Regions from separate parts of the Mus musculus genome. Here regions 1 and 3 are each linked to region 2. Evidence: chromatin loops called from intact Hi-C (ENCODE). Cell type or tissue: left cerebral cortex. All regions are shown on one strand.

Region 1 (8,000 bases), 270 kb before region 2:
AACATTTCTGAGCACTAAATCCAAAGCAGCTAAAATGCACAAGAGACATAGGACTGAATGTGCTAATACAGAAAAGATCACTTAGGTGTGGGAGAGGCTCCTGGGTACTAAAACAAACAAACAAACAAACAAACAAACAAACGAGCAAGGACAGTGTTGAGCGGGGCATTGGCATTGCACACCTTTATTCCCAGCTCTTGTGAGACAGAAGCAGGTAGATCTCTGTGAGTTCGAGGCCAGCCTGGTCTAGAGAACGAATTCCAGGACAGTTGGAGCTATACAGAGAAACCCTGTCTCAAAAGACTAAAACCAAAAAAAAAAAGGGGGGGGGGAGGGCTAAAACTGGCCACATAATCAATGACTCAACCTCAGTGATTAAAGCTCCTTGTTCTTGTTCATTAATCAGCCTGGTGATTACAATTTTATTTTCTGTTAAGATTTGCATATAGGGAGAAGGCACTGAGGAGCCTGACAATACTTTTTTAACACAGACTATTAAAAATACTGCTCTGTGCTTTACCATCAGTCTCTGTACGCTCTATCAATGAGTCCAATCTAAATCTACCCCACTGTGTGTGGTGTTTTCCAGGTGACATCTGTGAGGCTCAGCCAAGAATAGATCAAATGCCACCCATCTGTAGGATCCTCTTCAGCATTTAGTTCTGTGTGAAGCATAAGCTAAGTGTTCAAATATGTGCTGACTCTGGAATCTGTCACCCTAAGAGCTGGCACATCTGAGTAGGTTCAAGGAGGGTTTTAAACATTCCTGGATAACATATCGACTGTAGACTATTATAGGAAGCTGGAGATCATGGGAGCGTCAGAAAGCACATGAAACTAGTGGCATGAAGAATGCTTCTTACAAAACACCCTTTGGTGCCATTTTCAGGCACAGGGGCTAGATGGGCCTCTCATCTCTGCCAATGGGGAGCAGTTCTTGGGTTGTCAAGACACAAATGTCACATTGAAATGCTTCTCAACAAAGCTGGCCACAGTCAATGGCCTCCTGCTCTGAATTCTGGGCTACTTTCCAACAGAGATTAAGAGCACAAAGGCTCAAGTCTGTGTAGAACATGCCAGCACTGCCCACCTCCTTCCCCAGCACTCCCAACCAAAGTAGCAAGATTTCTCCTGTATTTTCTGTGGAAAATCAGGCAACTTGTTGAAGGAAGACTCTGTCAAGAAGTTATTTCCAAATGCTGTGGTATAGCACACTGATAAGAGCTGGGAGCATTCCAATAAAATGCTGTACTAATTTTATAACATACACTAGTTATTTCCAATAACACACACATTCCTTCTAAAGAAGGCAGCTACAAGAACAGTGAAATTCAATGGACTAAAAGAGACAAAAAAAAATAATTAGGCTCTCAAGTCTACTATCGCTAAAAGGCAACTGTTGCCACTTATCCAACATTGTTTCAAATCATGGCCTCAGTCCTAACACTTCCGAAAAGCTCTCCATCCAGAGTCAACAAGAGGTCTTCCCAGCTCAGAAAGGCAGCCAGAACTCACAGAAGGAAGTGCCTTTCTGACCTTCTCTAGGTTTACAGCTTACAAGTCTTACCCACTAAGTCCTTACGAAGGGAACAATGGCTTCCACAGCATGCAGAGGCCAACAGAGGGCGCTAGAATGCACTCTAGCATTCCTAGGTCTCTCCTCAGCCTGATTTGTTAGTGAATTACCATTTCCCCCTTTCAAGGCCCCTTTCAAAGGGTGGAAACACAAACAAGCTGGAAAAATGGAGTGGGGTGCAGATGATGATCCGGGACGTGAACACTCAAGGACAGGAGGCTTCCCAAAGCCTGCTCTGGGAGAAGGGAGTGGTTTCCACCCCTCCCCTCTAGAAATGACTACATTAAATTACACAGGCAGCCCGGCTGTGGTAGTACATGGGTGGGAACCTAGCACTTGCAAACTAGGATGGTCTCAGTATGTTTTGAGGCTAGCCTAGCGTACATAGCAAATGTAAGGCTAGCCAGTGCTATATAGTAATCCCGTCTCCAACAAAAACAAAACAAAACTAAACAAAACAAAACAGATGCAGGCTAACACTGCCTTTCAGGAAGTAACCCCATCCTCCGGGAAGCTTCTTGCAAACACATGTGGTAAGATGCATGTCCCCAGAAAGAGTTAACTTCCTTTCCTCGGCCCAGAGTTCACTGAGCAGACCTGGCCTTGGATGAAGATAAAATGCGGTCGATGCATTTAGTGCTCAAGGTTTCACTTTACTTCTTCCTCTAATTAGCTTATGACTAATTCTTTCATGATATATGCTCACCAGCAGAGTGTGGCCATGAACATTTTCTTGCTTTACTATCCTTTCACTAATATTTAAAATCATGGGCTGAAGCAATTAAGAGCACTGGCTGCTCTGGCAGAGGAGCCCAGGTTTGGTCCTACCACTCATATGTGGCTCCTAACCATATTACTAGAGTTCTGGGGATCTGATGTGCTCTTCCAGTCTCTGCAGGCACCTGCACTCACTTGGTAAGCAAAAAGGCAACCAAGTACGTACACATGACCATGCACACGCACACACACAGGCACACAGGCACACACACACACACACACACACACACACACACACACACACACACACCCCTCAGTCTTTAAAGTTAGTGTGATGAAGGTACACTGCTGGATGTCTGCGGTGTGCTTCCAGAGAAGTTTATGAGAAAAGACCCACCCTGAATGTGGGTGGTATCCATCCATCTTCTGTTCTGACTCATCACTGAATAAAAAGGAGAAAAGATAGGGGCCAGAGAGATGGCTCAGTAGTTAAGACCTGTTCTTCCAGAGGACCTGGGTTCAATTCCCAGCACCCACATGGCAGCTCACAACTATGAGTAACTCTGGTTTCAAGGGATCTGGCACCCTCACACAGATATCCATGCAGGCAAACACCAAATGGACATAATCAATGGACAAAAAAAAAGGTAAATAAACCAATGGACATAAAATAAAGATAAGTAAAAAAGTAATGCAAGATTAGTGTCAGATTTCTCTGCTCATTGATTCCTGGTCTTCATAGATGACCCAGTTGTCTGTCCCTGTTACCATGAACTTGGCCATATCTTTCTCCCTACTCCTACTATCTCCTCCAAGAGCCAAATAACTTCCTTACCTTAAGTTGTTCTGCCACAGCAGCAAAAACAGCAACAAAATTAATATCAGCATGCAAAGTAGCAGGCTTAACAGGCACAGTGGCTGCACTTAGGAGACTGAGGCAGGAAGATTGCTTGTCTGTGGCTACCTTAGGCTTTTTAACTTCAGATATGCCTGGGCTACATTGTAAGACTGAGTTTGGATCCTCAGCACCCACATAAGAGCTGGGGAAGGCAATCACACTGCCTATAACCCCAGCACTGTGAGGTGGGGCTAGGCAGACAGGCAGATCTGGGTTCAATGGCTAACCAGCTTTTGCCTACCTCCAGCCTCCACAAGCAAACACGTCAGCACATACACTCCACACATATGCATGCACACAACTACCCAGAAGTACTCAAAAAAGGAAAAGATGAGTGGATTTCATAATGACATGCAAATGCCATCATCTTGTATTCTTAGTCCTCCCTGTGAACCTTGACCCCTGCTATCCTACACATTAAGTATGTGGGGGCTTTTGAACCCAAGTTACTGGCAATTAGAGATGAGAATGATCCCCAGTATTACAGACACCAAAGGAGCAAACCTTAAGCTCATCTCACAGTGTTCTCCCAGGCTTTTCATGGTTGCTGGGCAACTAATAAAGAACACTGATTTCCCTCTCAGTGTGAGCCCCAGGGAGGAGGGTCAGGATGAGGGAAAAATAATACTACAGGGATCGGGAGGAAGCTGGCCAATCTCCACAGTTCTACAGAGTGATTCAAAAATAACACATTAGCTGTACCAGTCCCACTCGGCCCCCCTCCCCCACTTTCATTTTCTGGCTCCACTCACTCATTCTGCAGCGGAACCCTCAGCTATCTGGCATGTCCTCTTAATGACACATGTCCCAATTTACATTAAGCCCCTAAAGCTGTCTACTGCAGTAGGAAAGTCTGCCCAGGGCCAGGGGCCTGGCTCTGAGTCAGAAAACAGGCAGAGGGAGCCCTCTGTGGGAGACTGGTCAAAGCTCAGGCTCAAGGGACTTTGGGCTACTTACCCAGCTGACAGTAACTCCAGACATCTGCAAATGGTCCGTCCCTTCAGTTACCCTGGGCACCACAGTGTCTTTCTCTTTCTTTGTGCTCTGCTTTCCTTCCTTCTTTCTCTCTTGCCCTCGCTCACTTTCTTTTTTGTTTTTGTTTTTGTTTGTTTGGTTGGTTTTTTTTTTTTTTTTGGTTTTTTTTCAAGACAGGCTTTCTCTGTGTAGCCCTGTCTGGAACTCACTTTGTAGACCAGGCTGGCCTCGAACTCAGAAATCTGCCTGCTTCTGCCTCCCAAGCCTCGATCACTTTCTTTCTCCCTCTTTCTTTTGATTCTTGGTTTCTCTGTGTAACCCTGGCTGTCCCAGAACTCACACCGTAGACCAGGATGGCTTCACATTCACAGAGATCTACCTGGCTACTAGGATTAAATGTGTGTACGAGCACCACCTTGCTCACAGTGTTTCTTGAAAGGGCACAAGTAAATGAAGCTCACTGCTTTCATCCTGTTACAGTAAAAGTTATCAACCATAGAAATAAAGACCACGCCTGGGAAAGTGAAAATCATTTTACTCTTTCTATCCAAAGGCACTCAATTCCATTCCTGGAGGCCAGACAGACTTAGTACACATCAGCAAGGTTTATCAATTTAAAAGTCAGGGTCTAGGGTCAGCAAAGTGGCTCAGTAGATAAACCTTACTGCAGCTAAGTCTGCTGTCCTGAGTTCAATTCTTGGACCCACGTGGTGAAAGGAAAGAACTGACTCCTACAACTTGTCCTTTGACTTCTATGGACACAGGCAAGAAGATATGCCTGTGTGTGAGTGTACACACACACACACACCAAAAATGTAGTGACTTTTTTTTTTAAATTCTGGAGAGGGTCTTTATTCTTCCTTAAAATAAGAAATGGGGACCCAGTCATTATGACTACTTAACAAGATCAACAAAAGACTCTGATACAGTCACATTCCATGGAGAAACATTAGCAGCTGGGAGGGAGGAGGAGAGAGCAGCACTCACAAATCAGCCCAATGGGCTTCTAGTAGCAACACAAGCCAGTGCCGTGGGCAGCCAGTGCCATGGGCTCCCAGTGCCATGGGCAGCCAGCGCCATGGGCTCCCAGTGCCATGGGCAGCCAGTGCCATGGGCAGCCAGTGCCATGGGCTCCCAGTGCCATGGGCAGCCAGTGCCATGGGCAGCCAGTGCCATGGGCAGCCAGTGCCATGGGCAGCCAGTGCCATGGGCAGCCAGTGCCATGGGCAGCCAGTGCCATGGGCTCCCAGTGCCATGGGCAGCCAGTGCCATGGGCAGCCAGTGCCATGGGCAGCCAGTGCCATGGGCTCCCAGTGCCATGGGCAGCCAGTGCCATGGGCTCCCAGTGCCATGGGCAGCCAGTGCCATGGGCAGCCAGTGCCATGGGCAGCCAGCGCCATGGGCTCCCAGTGCAGCAGCAAAGCCGACTGACACTCACGCAGTGCAGTGCAGGAGGAGCAACATTCTTCGTTTTATTTCTGTTTTGAGACAGTACATCATTAAGTCACCCTAGCTAGGATTTGCTATTATGTTCACCAGGCTAGACTCAGACTCCCAGAGACTCATCTAATTAAAGTTGTACCCATCCAGCCCTAACATTCTTAATAAAGGTAGTCGGATCTGTTGGTTCCAGAAGTAAAGGGACATTAAAGAACCTGTTGATTTTTTTCTAAGCTCTTGGTCTGAAAGCCAACAAAGATCTGTCTCAGCTCTTAACTAAGTCCCAGTGTGGGGACAGGAGGATGAAGAGGCTGGGAGCTGATAAAATGACCCTGTGGGGTCAAGGCAAGCATCAGAGGCACTGCTACCTCTGCTCTGTGACCAAAGACCAAGGAAGATGTGGGTGAAGGCCAGGAGCACCAAGTGCGTGCGGGAGGTTTTGCGTGCAGAGCGCTTCATGGCCTCCATGCAGCAGGAGCCTGTCTCTAAGGAGGGAGTGGAACCGGTGAGTGAGCCTGGACAACTAGTTAGTCTCAGCGCTGCCTCAGTGCCACATTAGAGGTTTAGGAGAGGAAAAGCCAAAGGACAATGACTACATCACCTTAATTTCAGAAGCCTAAGCAGATGCTACACCTAATCTTTCAAGATCGTTTTTCATAGAAACCAAATAGGCATTTTCTCTGTGCACAAACGCAAAAGTCAGAATAGTAAATACTTGTGATATCAAAATAAGGACTCAAAATAATCATCCCAGTCAGTGTGTAGTGCCTCCTGGCAAAGGGCCAAGGCACAGGTTGGTAATGTAGACAGCCCTGTCGCCCCTACCCTACAACCAGACTCTGACCTTATTACAGCTTTGCCTTAGTTCCCAGGAGAAGGGTGATTTTCTTTGTACAAGGCCTATCACTCAGATGTTGCTCAATAAATCATTGATAAACATGACCAACTCCAGTGTTTCCTTGACTGGACTGCATCCCCAGTTACTGAGATCGCTTAACTGAGGAAAAGCCTGAATACAATAAAGCTGATGTGGATAGGCCTAAACTTCTTCTTTTTCTCTTGCCCCCTCTTGCCTCAGTTGGAGAAAACTTCTCCCTTAAACACTAGTTTGTCAAATCCAAACAAGAGTTAGAAACGTAATTAATTCCTGTTTTTGCAAGAATGTCTGTTTAATTTGCTCCATGTGACTCTGCCCTAATAATGTTGTGTATGTTGTTTATGTCATCAGGGTACCACTGGACCTTTAGAGGCGTTGTTAAGGGACACAGTGCACCATGGTTACTCTGCTTTCTATGCCATGTGTAAACATGTTGACTAGTCAAAAACTCGGGCTTGAAAGAATAAAACACATCACAGAGAAAAGCCAGGGGGTAAATGAACCCTCTGATAGACGCTCCGACACTTCTTTCCCATCTCAAAACAGCATGTTCTCCAGCCCTGTTCTGACTGCTTTACACCAACACTTCAGACAGCTCAGTTTCCAAGTTCAAGCAGCACACAAGCCTGCTCTCTCTCTGTGCCCTCTGGCTGTGCAGAACAGGCAAGATACCAAGGCTGGTGAGCACCCTCCCAACACTGCCAGGTGGACTGTCTCTGGGTTCTCCCTGCAGGTCTCATTTAAGAGCTCCTGCTGCTTCATTTCAAAGTGAACGAACACTCAGGAGATTGTGGGATGGGGGGAGCTAAGGGTCCGCTTCCTATGGGATACTCTTGACATAACTCTAGCTATGGATCTGAAAGAGTTGGTCAGACTGCTTACATACCAAAGGCCAGATCTTGAGGAACTCTCAACTGTCTTAGCCAAATGACAAGACACTCCCAACAGGTTTCTCTCAAAGCTGTCCTCAGAACACACGACTGCCTAGCAGTGACAAACAGAAGGCAATGCAGGTACTCTGTCAACCACTGTGTGTCTCAAAGCCCTTCTCTGTGAATTAGGAAAGACATTGTTCTAGTCCTACTACGAATAATCTTGACTTACTCCACCCATTCTATATACATCTCTATGAACACCACACTAGGCATATCACCTCTCTCCATCTTCCCCAGCCGAGGGCAGAACTAAAGATATTCCCTAAATCACCTGGCTTCCACATTAGAGTGACCACTTTATATTCAAAAACAAAACAAAACAAAAAAACGGTCCAGCTCACTGCCCCAGGAATCTTCATGAGAAAAGAAACGGCAAGGCATTTCATCTAGATCTTAATATCTCCAAAAGTGAACAGGGAAGGCCACCATCTCATGTGGCAAGCAAAAACACCATCCATTCTAGAGGACGGCTGGATAAAAATACAGAGGCTTGATACTGGCTCTCGAGAAGCCCCTAACAATCACCTTTTTGCAGGTTTCCCAATGGAGAAGGCCAGTACAGGAAGAATAGTACGGACTCTA
Region 2 (8,000 bases):
ACAACTTGTAGCACGTTCATTCCTACCACATAGGTTCCGGGGATTAACGTTGGGTCATCAGGCTTGGTGGCAGATGCCTTTGTGTGCTGAGCCATCTTGCTGGCCCTAACTGCTGTGTTTTTAACCCTCGTTAATCTGAGGTTAAACCCCATCACAGAGCCACAGTTACTGATGCTCACAAATGGAGCCCGGTCCCTCCTGCTGCTGCTGCTGCTGCTGCTGCTGCTGCTGCTGCTGCTGCTGCTGCTGCTGCTGCTGCTGCTGCTGCTGCTGGAGACCAGTTCAGCCTTTCACCCAGCGGGGTTGCCTTTTCCCTGAAACAGAATCAGGAAGGGAGCGAGCGTCTGAGAGGACAGAGGGATGAGGAAGACTGCTCAGATAAAGTAGTTTTGCCTCATTTTGGGGTATAGAACTTCAACACACCTAATCTTTTCTTTAAGATTTATTTATTTATTTTATGTATGTGAGTACACTGTAGCTGAACAGATGGTTGTGAGCCTTCATGTAGTTGTTGGGTATTGAATTTAGGACCTCTGCTTGCTCTGGGCAATCCTGCTTGCTCTGGTTGACTCCTCTGGCTCAGTCCCTGTTCTCAGTCCCAAAGAGTTATTTATTGTTGTAAATAAATACATTGTAACTGTCTTCTGACAGCACTAGAAGAGGGCGTCAGATCTCATTACAGGCGGTTGTGAGCCACCATGTGGTTGTTGGGATTTGAACTTAGGACCTTTGGACCATCGAGCAGTGTTACCCGCTGAGCCATCTCGCCAGCCCCATTACACACCTAATCTTATTGGAGTTTGGAAGCTAAGCAGGGTCCAGCCTAGTTAGCACCTGGGCAGGAGACAAAAGCCACCCATTACAGAGTTCTCCTTTCTCCTTGATGCTTGAGAGAGCTTGAGAAGTAAAGCTTATCCCAGGCTAGGCAGGGCACTGGAGAGCTGCAGCCCAGCCCTGCATGGCTTCTATATAGCTGTTATGGCCACCATCCTCCCTGGGCTTTCCAGGGAGAGCGCAGGAGACCACAGTCCCGTCCCCGTCCCCGTCCCCGTCCCCCCACCGTCCACCCCCCCACCCCACCCCCCCGCATGCTAGCCAGTCTCCTTGTGATTTGCCCACAGGAAGCTGGCCAGTGATGCGAACATAACCCAGCAGTGTAAGGACCACGACTGTGGCCTAAACACTAAGTGGGAGGGCCAGGGGTCACCCAGGCCTGTTTGGAACTCAAGGCTTCAGGAGCCCTCTAAGGAATGAGTGGTCTGGAGGAAAAAGAGCAAGAGAGAAAGCGCCTGGCAGCATTTTCAGGCTTCAGCTGCCTGTCTGTCATCCACCTGGCCGCCACTGGGAAGAAAAGCGGCCATCTCCTCCACCCCCAACTGCTGTGGGGAGAGAAACGTTCTGTGGAAGCTTGTTCTCTGTTGCCCTGAGGGAAATGTCACTCTAGCCCCTGCCAGACGCCCCTGACCAGGCTGCACTGCCCGTTTTCCAGACTTGCTGGGTTCTCTGTGTCTCTCCCTACCCCTTCCCTTCTACTCCCCGTCACAGACCATCTGTCCCCCTGCACTGCCCACCCTCAGCCCTTTTAATAGCATTGTCCCTAGAGAGAACTGTCTCCAGGTGGTGTCACAGCAGGTGGGGGGGAGGACAGGACACCCCAGTGCCTTGAATTGAGGTGGGCGGCAGGGAGGCAGGTGGCCAGGATAGTCCTAATGAAGGAGGTTTCTCAGGTGGCTAAGCTCCCGCTGGGGTGGATGGATGAATGTACACATCGCAGAAAGGAAGGGAAGAAAGGGCAGAGGGAGGAGAGAGGACACCATTCTAAAAATACAGCCATCTGCATCGCTAGTTTCCTGGGAAACCTCTGGAAACAAAGCTCAGCAGGGCGTAGGGTGTGATCGTGTGGGGATTGTGGGGATCGGGGCTTAGGGTGGCAATTCCTCCTCCTGCTGCATTGAGGGTTAGGATGGAGGGGCCCGAGCTGCCACTGGGACGCAGGAGGGGGAGTCTGCGGGCTTCACTGCTAAGAACAGCTGGAGACAGAGCCATAAAGGGAGGGAGAAAGGAAGCCAGGTCTCCAGGGACTGACCGGGACCGACCGTCCCTTCACTCTCTAGGTGGTATGGTGCTCTAGCATGAACACTGAACAGGTCTCTTCCAGCCTCACCTCACTTCCCATCACTGTGGAATGAGACAGCAGAGTAGGCACTTTACAGGCTGGGAGATAGATGCCTTAGAGGCCGGAGGAATTGGGGCCAGGCCGCGGTGGCACTCGCCTCTGATCCCAACCCACTTCAGAGTGGACACCCTTCTCTCAGTTCTTATCCACGGCTACAGGGGCAATGCCTGAAACCAGTTATTATGCATATTTTGTAAGGGTCTTACAGTATCGCAGGATGGCCTTGAATTTACAACCCCTCTGCCCTAGCTTCCCCTCCACCGTGTGTAATGTGCAGTCTCCCAGGCTCTTTCTGTGGGGCCTGTTTATATCTTATACCTGGGATGATACTGAATGCTTTGTAGCGGCTTTGGAAACACTTATCACCTGGGTTCTACATGTGCCGTGACAAGCACGTAGCATCAGAGGACAGCTCGTGGGATTCAGTTCTGTCCTTTGCCACTGCGCGTTCTGGAAACTAAACTCTAGTTGTCTTATTTGGTGGCAAATGGCTTTACCTGCTGAGCCACCGCACTAGCTCTGTTAGCTGCATTTTATTGTTATACAACATTTCCCCATGAAATTGAAAATTATCTTAGTCAAATTACCAAAGTAATGTGTGAATCTCGTAGCCCATTGGTGAACTTTTGGCTGCTTCTGACTTTTCTGTTGACGGTGACACTGGAGAGCATTCCCAAAGCTAAGTGAGCCATTAGTCACCCCCTGGGTTCCTTACAAAGTCTCCCTTGTTGATTGGGACTTGCTGAATCTGACAATATGAATATTTAGAATACCTTATCTTTTGGTAATTCACATTGGCTACACCCCAGCTGTGTCCTCAATCCGTGGTTTGCGCCTTTTGAAGATTTTTCATTCATTTTTGCCAACCTGACCCTCAAGAGAACAAAGGTGTCAGAGATGATATAAGTATTTTAATTAATTTCTATTTTATGTGCATTGGTGTTTTGCCTGCACATGTGTCTGTGAGGGTGTCAATGCCCTGGACCTGGAGTTATAGACAGTTGTGAGCTGCCACGTGGGTGCTGGGAATTGAACCCAGGTCCTCAGGAAGAGCAGCTGGTGTTCTAACTGCTAAGCAATCTCTCCAGTCTAGAATACCTTATTTTAATCTGAATGTCTTTGGGTATCTCTCTGTGTTTTAATGAATGTTTGACTCATTTCCCTCCTGGGTATCTTCTGGCCTCTGCCATCATGCCCAAGTGAGACAGACACAGTACTGCCTCTCCTGTGCGCGCGCGCGCACACACACACACACACACACACACACACACACACACACACGTGTGCGCGCACAAGAGAGAGAGAGAGAGAGAGAGGGAGAGAGAATGCCGAAATGTGTACACACGTGTATAGATGTGACCCTTTCTCTCTAAAAGGTCAGACGTTTCTGTGTCTGCCAGAATCAGGTCCGGGACCCTCTGGTGACTGCCGGCTGAGATCACATGTGTTTTCTGTCCTAAGCCAAGCCCTGTTCAGGTTCCAGGAAAGAGAGCTTTCACCTCCCATCCTCTTCAGCTTCAGTCTACCAAAATCTCTGCAAGCAACTCTGAGCTGCTCTCATCCCATCTCTTTCTTGCCTCTCCATTGAGCCCTTTTGCCTCACAATAAATGCAGGGTTTTGTTTAGAACCTTCAAGGTTCCTTTGCTGCTTAGTTTTGCAAAACATGACTTTATTTGAAAAACAAATACAGTATAATAGTCCTTGGTACAAGCAGATCTTGGTCCCCTGGGGACAGCAGCCCTGCCCTGTGATGTCCTCACCCGGCAGCTTCAGAACAAGGCCCAACCTCGTACTCCCTTCCTCCTAGGGCTTCTGCTCCACGACGTGACCATGGCAGGGCTGCAGGAGCTGCGATTTCCTGAGGAGAAGCCCCTGCTCCGCGGCCAGGATGCCACTGAGATGGTGAGTCGCCCCTTCCAGGTCCTGGGGCTGAGCGCCACCTTGTGGTGAAATTGGAAATTGTGTGTTCTTGTCTTTCCTGTTGTCATGGACCCTCCCTGTGAGAGCTCAGAGCTACCCAGAACTGATGTTCATTCCCTGAGAAATGTGTCAGGGCCAGCCAGCCTGAGTGCCCAGCCCATGTCGCTGGGTATGGTCCCCGCTCACCTTGCTTTGCAGCTGGGAGAGGCAGGAGCCCAGAGCCTTCCACCTTTAGCTCCGTGTTTCCTTTCCACCCACCTTCAGCTTCCTTCCAGAAGAAGCCGCAAGGATTGGGATCGGATGGATGGCTTAGCCAGCGCTCTGGGGAATCCCAGCACATGAGACCATAGCCCTGCCCCTGAGAGCATGGTCTGTCCTTCCTTTAACACATAACTCCCAGGTTAGTTGAGGGTAGCTCGTGAGGCCAGAAGTGAACGTATTTGGCAAGCTCTTCAACCCAGGTTCATCCTCCTGCTAGGATGCCTGCGGGAACCTCCTTCCTGCATCCCCACTTTTCTCCTTGCGCAGTACAACCCTTTAAAGACACACAATAATAGTCCTATGCAGCCCTATCTGTTGTAATGGGGAGACCCTCCCCAGAGCTCAGAACCACCCTAAACTGACTCTCCAATGTTCATTCTTGAGGCTGGGGGATTGCCTTCTCTTTACCCTGCCTCCCTCCTTCCCTGCCTCCTTGAACCTTTGAGCGTATCTGCCATATTCCCAGGTGCTTCCTCTGCTGGAAGACATTAGCCCAGGAATGCATAGAACAGGCTGTCACACCCTGACCCTGAAGCCCGGGCTGGCCTGTTCTGTGCCCAGGTCTCTCCAGCCTCCTGCAGCACATTGCTATCCCTTTGTCCTGACTCACAGTCCTTTGCTTCCAGTTCGTGGCAACCTCCTTCTTCCTTCTGCTCTACCCAGCCTCTCACTTCCTGCCACCGGGGCCATAGCTTGCCTCTCTGGAGTTTGGATCTGTGTTGCAGTCTCACGAGGAGGTCTCAGTCCTTGAGTCAGCACAAGGTTCTCACTGGGTACCCAGTGGCCTCTGCTTTTCCCAAAGGGGCAAAAAAAAAAAAAAAAAAAAAAAAAAAACCACCCAGTGCAGCCTCCACGTGACTCCCAGCAAAGTCCTTGAGGTGTCAGCTAGCTTTACCTTACATTGTCTTTGGGAGCTGCCGTTTCTCGACCTGTGATGCTGGCAGAGTCTCATAGCACCCTGAGTGCAGTGCCTGCCTGACCTCTATGTTCTGAGTGGCTGTAGTTTGCCAGGTACACATTCTTGTTATCCCACGATCCACCCTCCCCCCACCCCGCCCCCATAGCCATGGTATCCACAGCGGGGGGGGGGGGGGGGGGGGGCTTCAGTTAGTGAGATAGAAGCAGCCCAGGAAAAGCATCTGTACACACTTTTTTTTTCCTTGCCTTTATTCCCTTAACAGCAGAGTATAGCAACTATTTCCATGACATATGTCTTCTAGAAGGTGTGTTCTGGGCAACCCAGAGCCGATTTAAATTGTGTGAGAGGAGAATCGTAGGCTCTGGGCAAAGAAAATGCCATCTCAGAGAAGTGGGCTCTGGTACCTACAAAAGACTCTGTAACCAATGCAGAGGCGGGAGGGTGACTATATTCTATATACATCTCGACCTCTATAAGCCACTTTAGACTAGCTCTCCCTGAGGACTGCAGAGTCCTGGGATCTGTAAGGTGCTGCCTGCTCCCTCTCTGCACCCCGCTGGTCTCCACACTCTCCTGGGCTTTCCTAGCATCCCGACCCTCTCCTGCCCTTTGTTTTGATCTCATATATACCTCCTATGGCGCCCAGGGATTCATGTTGGATTATTTCTTTCTGCTATCTCTTGGCTTGTGGACCCCATCCCTCCCACACTCCTATCTCCTGAGCCCCCAACATCCCGAGAGCACACTGCACACCCTACCATTATCTGCCTCATCCTTTCTGTCAGATTTTGTTTTTAACAGAACCGCCTCCCTCCTTCCCCGATGTAATTACCTTCCCACTTGCTCTTCTGTTTGGTGAGCTTGGTGAAGGGCTCCGTCATCAGTGAACAGCCCTACCCCCTTCTGCCAGCAGCCCCCCTTCCTGAGGGGTTCCCAAAGTGGCTGCCCTCCCTCCCTTGGCCCCTGTCGTTCCTCCCAGGCCTTGGAAGAATCAGTGGGTCTCACTACAGAGCTGAGGCTGGCCTTGGACTTAAGATCCCCCTATTCCACCCTCCTGAACGCTGGAAATACCTGCAGTGCTATGTGGGTGTGTTCTGAGCCGTAGGCCCCTCATTTGTGAAGGCAGGTTGTTCATTTGATCAGCCTGTGTTCAGGAGCCCACTCTAGTCCAGCCTTTACATGACCAGATACGGTCCCCTCCTCAAGGTACCAGAGGCAGGACAGGCAGGGATCAAAGATGCATGCCACTGACAGTTTGACATTGACCCAAGGTTTGAGACAGTAAAGTGGGCAGTGTGGCTGGCCTTGACAACACCTAATATCCATAGGTCAGGACAGTGAACAGGCCTCAGCTTACCCACCCAGCCCTGGGCGTGACAGTCATAGTGCTTCTTGGCTCCTTCATCCTCTTCCCTTATGTGTAATGAGGCAGAGATCTCAGTGCTTTCTGCCTGTGGTGCAGCTCTGAGTCTCCCCGTTAACCCAGAAGATAGAAATCCTTGCACCGGGTAACCTGTGAGTCACTTCTGTTAGCATGAATGTAGACTGGGGATCAGAAGATGGGTCTGCTCTGTGCAGAGCCCTGGGAGCTGGGTTAACTTGCCCCCTTTTGTTTGTTCTCCTTAGGATAACCCTGACGCCTTCCTCTCAATTGTGGACACAGACTGGAAGGTAGGTTGGGGTTCAGCCTCTCAAATATGGGACCCATATCTGTCTGGACTTCTCTCCCACTGGGCTGGGTCCTAGAGGAGAGTAATAGCCTGTCCATGTGTCCCAGTCTCTGGTGGTGAGGGCAGGGCCACCTCACGGCCTAATGACCCCCACGGCTCACAGCAGCTCCCCCTGCCCAGTGAAGGGGTTGGACCCTCTGTGAACAGGACAGTTGGAAAGGAAGCAGAGGCCTCCGGCAATGAGTGTGCAGAAAGGAGCGAGGGATGCTGTCATCTGAATCAGCATTTTCCTCCGGTGAAAGCTAGGTTGACTGTGAAATAACTCTTGTTTCCATAGCAGCTGTTGCCTGGACAACCATGTCCCGGTTAGTTTGATGCCAAAGGTACCATGAAAATGGAACTCGCTCTTTGTTTTTATTCCTTCACATGATGATTTTGCTCACTTGGCCAGCTATCCCCCCTGCCTCGAGTCCCTTAGGAACGGTTTATTTCCTGGCACCAGAATATGTCTAACAGCAAGCATAGGATGGAGAGGGAAACGGGGTTATTGGGTTCCCAGACGCCACTGGCCACCCAAATAGGACAAACCCCCTCCTCCCTGCTGGATGGAAGTCACCTCCAGGCCACATCCTTAAATAGATAAGCGTTGGGCAACTAGGGCAACTAGATGGTGGGACCCTGGTTCTCAAGACCTCTTACTTGGTGAAGGACAGCAAAGGAATCCTCCTGTCACTCTGGGAGCACTACATAGAGGCAGGTTTTGTTCGGTTTTCCTTTTTGCAGAAAAGCAGCCACAAAAGATGGCTGTTACCTGGGCCACAGCCGGGGAGCCATCTTCATCCCCAGCTTCACAGCGGCAGGCATTGTCACTGTCGCTGGCCTTACAGGGTCAGCGCGGGTGACAGAAGCAAGACAGAGAAACTAGAAAAATACAAGAGACCGGATTCTAGGTCCAGCAGTGTCCACCCCACCCCTGCCATCCTGCTCCCAGACTGCTCGCCTCGTACGAGGGGATGGTGTCCAAGGGTCCAGTGCTCAGACACCCCCAGTGAC
Region 3 (8,000 bases), 190 kb before region 2:
TCTGTAGACCAGGCTGGCCTCGAACTCAGAAATCCGCCTGCCTCTGCCTCTCGAGTGCTGGGATTAAGGGCGTGTGCCACCACTGCCCGGCATGAACTCGTTTATTAAGTGAGTTATGGCAGAGTCCTATGGCATTGAGGTTAGAGGCACAGACGTTATCCCAACCCTTGAGAGGTTGTGATTTGAAGATAGAAGACCAAGGTCAGCCTGTACTACATATAGAGATTTTTGTCTCAACAAACAATTGTTATCATCAGTTTTTGGTTTTTTTTTAAAGCTAAATTGCTGTGTGCTTGCTTATATGATGTGTCCGTGTGTGTGCCTGTGAGTGCGTGCTCACGCCATGGTGCACATGTGGCGGTCAGAGGATAACGGTCTGACTCAGTCCTTTCATTCTTCTGTGGGTTCCAGGATGGAGCCCAGGTGATCAGGCAAGCGCATTTCCCCACCAAGCCGCATTGTTAACCCTCATGCATTAAAAAAAAAAAAAAAAAATTCCAGACAGTTTTTCTCTGAGTAGATCAGTCTAGCCTCATCTGCTTGTCTCTGCCTCCTGAGTGCTGGGATTAAAGGTATGTGCCACCACTGCCTGGCAATAAATTACTTTTATGTTCAAATTGTCTGTTATTTTGCTGGAGTGACCTCCTTCCAACTGGGTTCTGAGGATTTTTTATTTGTTTGTTTGCTTGTTTGTTTAGAGATAAAGTTCACAGGTAGCTCAGGTTGGCTTGAACGCCCAGCTTCCTGGGATTAAAGGCGTCCGTCACTATCCCCAGCAATAATTTAGTTAGAAAGGATGCTCCAGGCTCTTGATATATTTTTCCTGCCCCAGCTCTGCGGCCGACGACCACTTCAAGATGTCCTTATTCCTTTCTGTAGAGAACAGTTTTTAGAAGTCATGATATTGATGTGAAGTGTGTTCGGCCTCCCTCGTCCCGCCCCCATTACTGCACTTGTCTATATCGGAAGCTCTGAATGGAGTCTAAAGTGTCCATCTCAAGCTAAAACCACAGCACTTGTCCTAGAGTTGCCTCTTCTGGTCTTCATACCGCCTCCAACCGTGCTCAGTCTGGCAATGCAGAGCTCCTGCAGCTGGAGGAGAGGATGTTACAAAAAAAGTCCCTATGAGGCTATGAAGGAAGAGCATTCATTCACCGTGCAGGTTTTGGCACGAGAGTGTTTTGGCAGGACTCAGCTTCCTCTGCAGCGGCCTGGGCAGAAGTGCCTGCCATGTGGGAGGAACAGCAGGAATCACACAGCCCTGTAACAGGGAATGATGGAGGCAGACATTTATGGACCATTGTAAAGATTCTGATTTGTCAAATGACCATGATCGGAAGCTATCAGAACACGCTGAACAGAGGAGGGGGATGGCTCTCAAAGGCCTTGTTCTAACTGTGAACGTGAAAGCCAGGAGACCAGCCATAAAGGTAAATGAGGAGGTTGGTTCACAGGTATGAGAAAACGCAGGTCTGGGAGTCTGTTTGGGAGGCTGGTTAACTGGATGGGACCTGTGCTCTGAGAGGCAGGTTGGGGTATCCATGATATAAATACAACTGAAAACCTAGGGACAAATGTGGAGAACTTTTGGGGGTCCCTAGGCAGGAATCTGATATTGGCCAAGGACAAGGAAATGGGCTTCAGGCAGGAATCTAATTTTAGGCTAGAACAAGGAAACAACAACAACAACAACAACAAAATAACAAAAGAAGTAGACTTCAGGCAAGAATAGGACTTTGGGCTAGAGCGGTGAAGTAGGCTCAGACACCTTGGTCACCCTGATAAGCCCTTAGAAACAGTGATCACAGAGGTGATCGTGGGACTCTGTTTGTTGCCTTGCTTGTTCCTTGACTATCTGTGTTTGTTGTCTTGCTTGTTCTTTAACCTAGAACTGACCTTAATACTTGCATGAAATTAAAATGGTATAAAGGCTGTTTGGGAAAAAATAAACCTGCCTCAGTCTCAGAATTGACTGGGGTCATGCTGCAGCACTGTCTAATCGTCTCTTCCTTTTAAATCCTCGCTCCTGCACTGGAGAAGCTGTTGACTGTCTGAGAGGGCTTGGTCAGACAAGCACATGTGGTTGTGTGGTACTTGCTGATGTGTTAGAATAGCGTCTAAAGTCTGAACACAGAACACCAAGCCAAAGCAGTTTCTCGAGTTAAGAGGTTTATTGGGAGAGAGAGGGGGAAGGTGGTGGCAGAAAGAGAAAGGGGGAAGAGAGAGAGAGAGAGGAGAGAGAGAGAGAGAGAGAGAGAGAGGAGAGGCGTTCCATATATATGTGTGTGTGTGTGTGTGTGTGTATGTGTATATATATACACATACATATATATATATATACATATATATATATATATGTATGTGTATATATATACACACATATATATGGAAGCTGATGTGATCACAGGTAAAGGTGGGAGGTGAGCCCAATGGATTCTGGGAATATGGTGGCCGTTGTCTTGGCAACAGGCATGTAGGTTACGCTGTTACCTGTGATGTCACAGGTTTCGGAGGTCCTGATGCCAACACTTGCTGCCACTGTCTGTTTACTGGTGAACGATGTCAATTGTGCTTTGGGGCCACTGACCTGACCTGATCCTTTGCTGTGTCCTGGAATGTGGCTCCTAGGCAGTGCTATCAGATTTCTACTGGAGCTTTCTGGAATCCCTCCCTGCCCTTCTCAATGAGTCAAAACTCCCACTCATCTGATAAGCTAATAAATAACATGGTATTGACTTTTCTAAGATGCCTACGCTTCCCTGAAGGATTAACCTTTTTTTTTTTTTTCTTTTTAAGGCAGCAACTTATTTACTTGCTAGTGATGAAGGAGGACACTTTATTCTGGGTAGCTCTCAAATACCACTGCCCTACTTAAGGTTCTTATTGCTATGATGAAACGTCAGGACCAAAAGCAAGTGAAGAAGGAGAGCGTTAATTTGGCTTACACTTCTACACAGTAGTCTCTTACTGAAGGAAGTCGGGACAGGAACTCAAGTAGGGCTGGAGGCAGGAGCTGATACAGAGGCCATGGAGGGATGCTGCTTATTGACTTGTTCCACATAGTTTGCTCAGCCTGCTTTCTTATAGAACCCAAGGCCACCACCCACAATGGACTGGACCCTCCCTGATCCATCGCTAATTAAGAAAATGCCTGACAGGCCTGTCTACAGTCCGATCTTCTAGAGGCATTTTCTCAACTGAGGCTCCTTCTTCTCCAATTACTCTAGCTTGTGTCAAGTTGACATAAAGTTAGCTGAGCATGGTAGCCTGTATCTGGAAGTCCAGGACTTGTGAGGTAGGAGGTTGAGAAGTTCACAGCCAGGCTAGTCTGGGCAACAGAGATTCTATCTCAAAAAACAAAACCCCAAACACTGAAGGAAGAAAACAGACTCCTCTTCCAGCAGCCATCAGCAGCCAGCTCAGGGTTGGACTTCCTGGCTTCCTCTTCACTCTCTGCTGAGGTTTTGTGAGGGTCTTGTGCATGCGGCCACAGCTGCTGTCAATTCATATGCACAGCTACTCTGTTGTGTCCAGAAAACATTGTTTCACCACGACCTCCCACTGCTCTGGCTCCCACAGCCTATCAGCTCTCCCCTCCAGGCACCTGAAAGGCTACTAAAGCACTAAGAGATGCCACCACACGCATGCGCAGATTGCCATACGCTAAAGGGAGTCTATGATTTTTTTTTAAACTAGAGTCCTCATGAAGTTAGAGGAAATAGCAGTGATAGGGATAGGGGAGGAATTAGAATGGAGAGAATGGTGTGTGTGTGTGTGTGTGTGTGTGTGTGTGTGTGTGTGAATCTGTTCAAAATACACTCTCTGAATGTAGAAAATTTTCAATCGGAAATAAACTTAAAAAATAAAAAAAAAATGAAATATGGATTTCTAAATAGCCCCCACCCCCATAGTTCTCTCAACCAGAAAAACATGTCAGATTAATAGGCGTGATTTGACAGTTTTTAAAAATATAAAGAAACAAATAATTTGCATTAACAAATTCTCATCCCTGTCCCCAGTGAATAAAAGTTAAGTGGTCTCCAAGAATTTACATCAGCGTTTTTCCTAATAGCCTCCTAGGTGGAGGCAACCCATGTATTTACTGACTGACTAAGTACAATTCTGTATATCTGTCTGATGCAATATTACTTGGTAATAAAATAGTGAATTACTGATACAGGCTGCAGCATGAATGAGCCATGAAAAACATTAAGCCAAGTGAAAGAAACCCGTCACAAAAGCCCCACACATTGTATGACTTTATTTATAGAAATCTCTAGAATAGGCGAATCCGTAGAGACAGAATGTGGATTCCTGGTTGCTAAGGGGTGGGAGGAGATGACAGTGACTGTTAATCAGGATAGGGCTTCTTTTTAGGGTGACAGGAATGTACAACTGTGTGAATCTGTCAAAAGCCATGGAGTTATGTACTTTAAATGGCTCTATGGTATATGAATCATATTTCAATAAAATAGGATATATTTTTTTAATGCAAGGAAGGAAGGGGGTTCCTGGGAGGAAGGGAGGCAGCGGGTAGAGGAGGAAGAATTGGAGTAGAAGAGGGAGAAAGAGAGAGAGGAAGAAAAGAAAGAGGAAAAGGAGAGAGAAAGGTGAGCAGGCAGGAAGCCTGGTCCGAGCAGTGACTAAAGGAAACTCAATGTCTCAGGGGACTAGCCTCACCTTCCTGGAGTGTGGATGGAGAGAAGGAAGAGGAGGGAGAGGAGAAAGGACTACAGGAGCTTTTGCTGGTTTCCCTTAGGGAGAAATTATGCTGTACGATGTGGATTCAGAGGGGGGAGGGGGGAGGGAGAGAGGGAGGTAAAGAGGAAGAAGAGACTGGAGAGAGGGCTCAGGTGTTAAGATCACCAGATGCTCTTTGGGAGGATTTGGGTGAGGATTTGGATCCCAGCAGCCCTCCCATTGGGCAACTCACAATGGCCTGTGACTCCAGCTCCAGGGAATCTGGCGCCCTCTTCTGGCCTCAAGGATCATCTGCACTCACTTGGCATACATACACTCACACATACATGTATACAAATAAAAATAAATAAAATTTAAAAAAAAAAAAGAAGAACGTTTGAAAATCCCCCAAACTGAAGAAACAAAAGAGCAGCACGCGTCTTTTCAGTGGGTTCTGTAGCACTGTGCAACAGAGCAGATGGCGTGGTTTCCGGGTTTTGTTTTGTTTTTTGGTTTTTTTTTGTCTTTGTTTTGTTTTGGTTTTTTTTTTTTAGAAATGTACCTTCGTTGGACTTGAAGCAGACTCCTCCCTGGAGGCCAGAGTTGATGAAGTTATATGTTAACTGACAGAATTTCAGCAGTGAGACAAATAATTTCTGTCTGCTAAGAAAGGCTAACATCCTAGCAGGCATGTTGAGGCATGCGCATCTATAATGGGGAAAATGAGTCAGTAACATTGAGTGTGTGAGGCCAGCCTCGGCTACATTGTGAGACCTTGTCACACACATATATAAAAGATAGACCAAAGATTTTATTGTTCTGTGGCCATTGATCAATTTTGTTCTGAACAGGACAGACTGCTTTTAGCATGCCTTTTCTGATATGGGACATACAACTCTTTCCTGTAAGAGGAAAGATGGTCCTTTGTACCATCTAACATCTGCCTGCTAACAAACATATCTTGGGTGCACGCTCATTTTAATAAGAATTTAAAGGTTTTTAATACTCTCCAGATAATATTTTGACAAGGAACAAGAGTCGTTTTCTGTATGACAAAAAACAATATTGGGGCTGGAGAGGTGGCTCAGTGGTTAGCTTTGCTGCTCTTGAAGAGGACCTGGATTCCATTCCCAGCACCCATGTGGTGGCTCAAAACATCTGGAACTCCATTTCCAGGAGAGCCAACACTTTCTTCTGACTTTTACAGGCACCAGGCATGCACACGGTACACAGACACATATGCAGGCAAGTAATTCATACACATGAAAGAAAATAAATCTTTTTAAAAAAAAATTTTAACTGATACTGAGGCTGGAGATATGGCTTAGTGGTTAAGAGCACTGGCTGCTTTTCCAGAGGAGCCAGGCTTAATTCTAAGCAACCACACAGCAGCTCACAGCTGTCTGTAGCTCCAGCTCCAGGAAACCTGAGGCTCTCATACAGACACACAGGCAGGCAAAACAGTAATGCATATAAAATTTAAAAAAAATTATATATTAAAAACGTGGTACTGAAAGTAATGCTCTAGAATAGAAGATACCTGAACTTGTACCAGAAGGGTCTCCTTTTGCTTTGCATAAAAGAGACATTGCAAAGGATTCTGGGTACTTAAAGCCCGGGGAAATATTACATTACCATATGTAAAAGGAAGGTTAGAGGAGAGCAGCAGACAGAGACGTTTTTGCTCTTGTTTGCACATGCATGCATATGGGCACACATACTACATATTCTCTCACACACGACAACAACAACAGACACAAAGAAAGGGATTATGTTTAAGTTCTTATAAACATATACATAGGGAAAAAGAAGAATAACAGAGAAAGTATCCTTTTCTATTCTTGCCTATCTAACACTTTCAGTACTAGATTTGTGGTGTTTCTCTCCCCTCCCCACACACCAAGTATCCCACCAAGATTTGCTAACAAGCCACTAGCTGGGCAACTTACAATTTAGCTCAGTTTTAACATAGAGCTCTACCTGGAGACAGAGTCATATCCTACAGGTTGAGGGTCCGGCCCCCACTCTGGGTACCAGTCTCACGCACAGTCTGTAATCTGTGCTTCCGACCAACTGAGAACCTTAACTGAGGTTCCTCCAACCCCCCTGGGGCTCAATCACTTGGTTATTAGGAAAGAGATAAGAAAGATTACAGATAACAGAGTGTGGCATACAGAGCCAAAGGAAGAGGGGAGTGAGCCTCATACCCTACTGGCTGCCCTTCTGCAGGTCCTATGAGTTCACTTGTCCTAAAGCAACCAGAATGCATTCTGGGTGTTCATGGACATTTCCAAGGTAAGCATGACCAAGTCGCTGGCCATCAATGAGTGTCTCACCTTAACATTCATCTTCCCGTCTCTGCTTCTTATGACTTTAGAGACTCCAAGGGCTTCAGAAGCTACAAGCAGGGACAGAAACCAAATGTGTGTCCCGTGGTTTGAATGTCCTTACCAAAAAAAAAAAAAAAAAAATCAAAAAATCAAAATTTAATCTTCCAAATGTCACCCATGCCAAAGCCAAGAAAACCTGTGGGGGTGGTAAGATGGCTCAGCGGGTAAGAGCACTGACTGCTCTTCCAGAGGTTCTGAGTTCAAATCTCAGAAACCACATGGTGGCTCACAACTACCTATAATGAGATCTGACGCCCTCTTCTGGTGTGTCTGAAGACAGCTATAGTGTACTTATGTATAATAATAAATAAATATTTTTTAAAACCTGCTTTATAATAAAAGGTGCTACAAAGGAATAGGAAGAGTCCTGAGTGTCCACACCATGATTAGAATTATGGGAAAACCAATGAACCCCTTCCAACCCCCACCCCACCCACCTGCCCAGTATCCCCCCTCAAGCCCCGCTAGGGAGAGGCATAAGGAATGACAAAGGTGATTTTTGTTGCTGTTATCGTTCTCTTCTTTCTTCGGGACTATAATTCCTGTCCCTAACTTTGGAACATTACACAGCCATAATAATGAACGAGGAGGCTCTCTATATACTGACACTGGTGATGCCTTGAATATATATTGAGTGAGAAGAGCAAATTGCCAAGCCATGTGCACAGCATGATCCATGTTTATAGATGTAAAATTATACCAAGAGGTATGAACGCTTGCATATGTGCATAATGAGGCAAGGCCACAGCAATTATATTGGAGAGAAGTGGAAAGCGAGGCACTTCTTCTCAGTTAGAGTAAGAGGCTGAGAAAATCCTCTGTCTCATCTTAAAGATTAATCAAAACTCACAGTAAACAATCCTCAGAGGTTAAACCCATCAAAAGCCGGCAAAGGGAGCAGCAGAGAGGGGCTGCAGCAGGTGAGTTTTT

Evidence for each region. Hi-C counts contacts between places; a loop is a spot of excess contacts. Peaks named below come from ENCODE experiments on the same cell type or tissue, not always from the same donor. Only the 100,000 strongest peaks of a DNase experiment are listed, where the experiment ranks them.
Region 1: it touches region 2 in a loop (2.2-fold over the local background); 2 of 42 quality-filtered maps call a loop at or near these places.
Region 3: it touches region 2 in a loop (2.1-fold over the local background); 2 of 42 quality-filtered maps call a loop at or near these places.

Annotation. Positions count from the first base shown.
Region 1 is chr8:95,426,179-95,434,178 of GRCm38, forward strand. The region is part of intron 1 of Cfap20 (cilia and flagella associated protein 20); the gene reads right to left. Among named protein-coding and RNA genes, the nearest start is that of Cfap20, 4.7 kb to the right of the region's middle. RefSeq lists an enhancer at 330-2,136. In left cerebral cortex, CTCF peaks have their summits at 1,625 (motif pointing right) and 4,104; DNase peaks (open chromatin) are centred at 916, 1,612, 3,944 and 7,255; H3K4me3 peaks cover 1,680 bases; H3K27ac peaks cover 2,740 bases.
Region 2 is chr8:95,693,210-95,701,209 of GRCm38, forward strand. It overlaps Ndrg4 (N-myc downstream regulated gene 4), which reads left to right. Exons shown (of 17, transcript NM_001372423.1): 2 at 3,985-4,079; 3 at 6,904-6,948. Gm51585 (a long non-coding RNA gene) reads right to left here and starts at 5,138. Exons shown (of 2, transcript XR_003947588.1): 1 at 4,284-5,138; 2 at 3,826-4,117. In left cerebral cortex, a CTCF peak has its summit at 4,127 (motif pointing left); DNase peaks (open chromatin) are centred at 1,649, 2,509, 3,696, 4,125 and 6 more places; H3K4me3 peaks cover 494 bases; H3K27ac peaks cover 6,678 bases.
Region 3 is chr8:95,501,489-95,509,488 of GRCm38, forward strand. 4933406B17Rik (a long non-coding RNA gene) reads left to right here. Exons shown (of 4, transcript XR_879118.2): 4 at 880-1,921. Among named protein-coding and RNA genes, the nearest start is that of 4933406B17Rik, 9.1 kb to the left of the region's middle. In left cerebral cortex, a CTCF peak has its summit at 4,976 (motif pointing left); DNase peaks (open chromatin) are centred at 1,142, 3,617, 4,321 and 4,913; H3K27ac peaks cover 613 bases.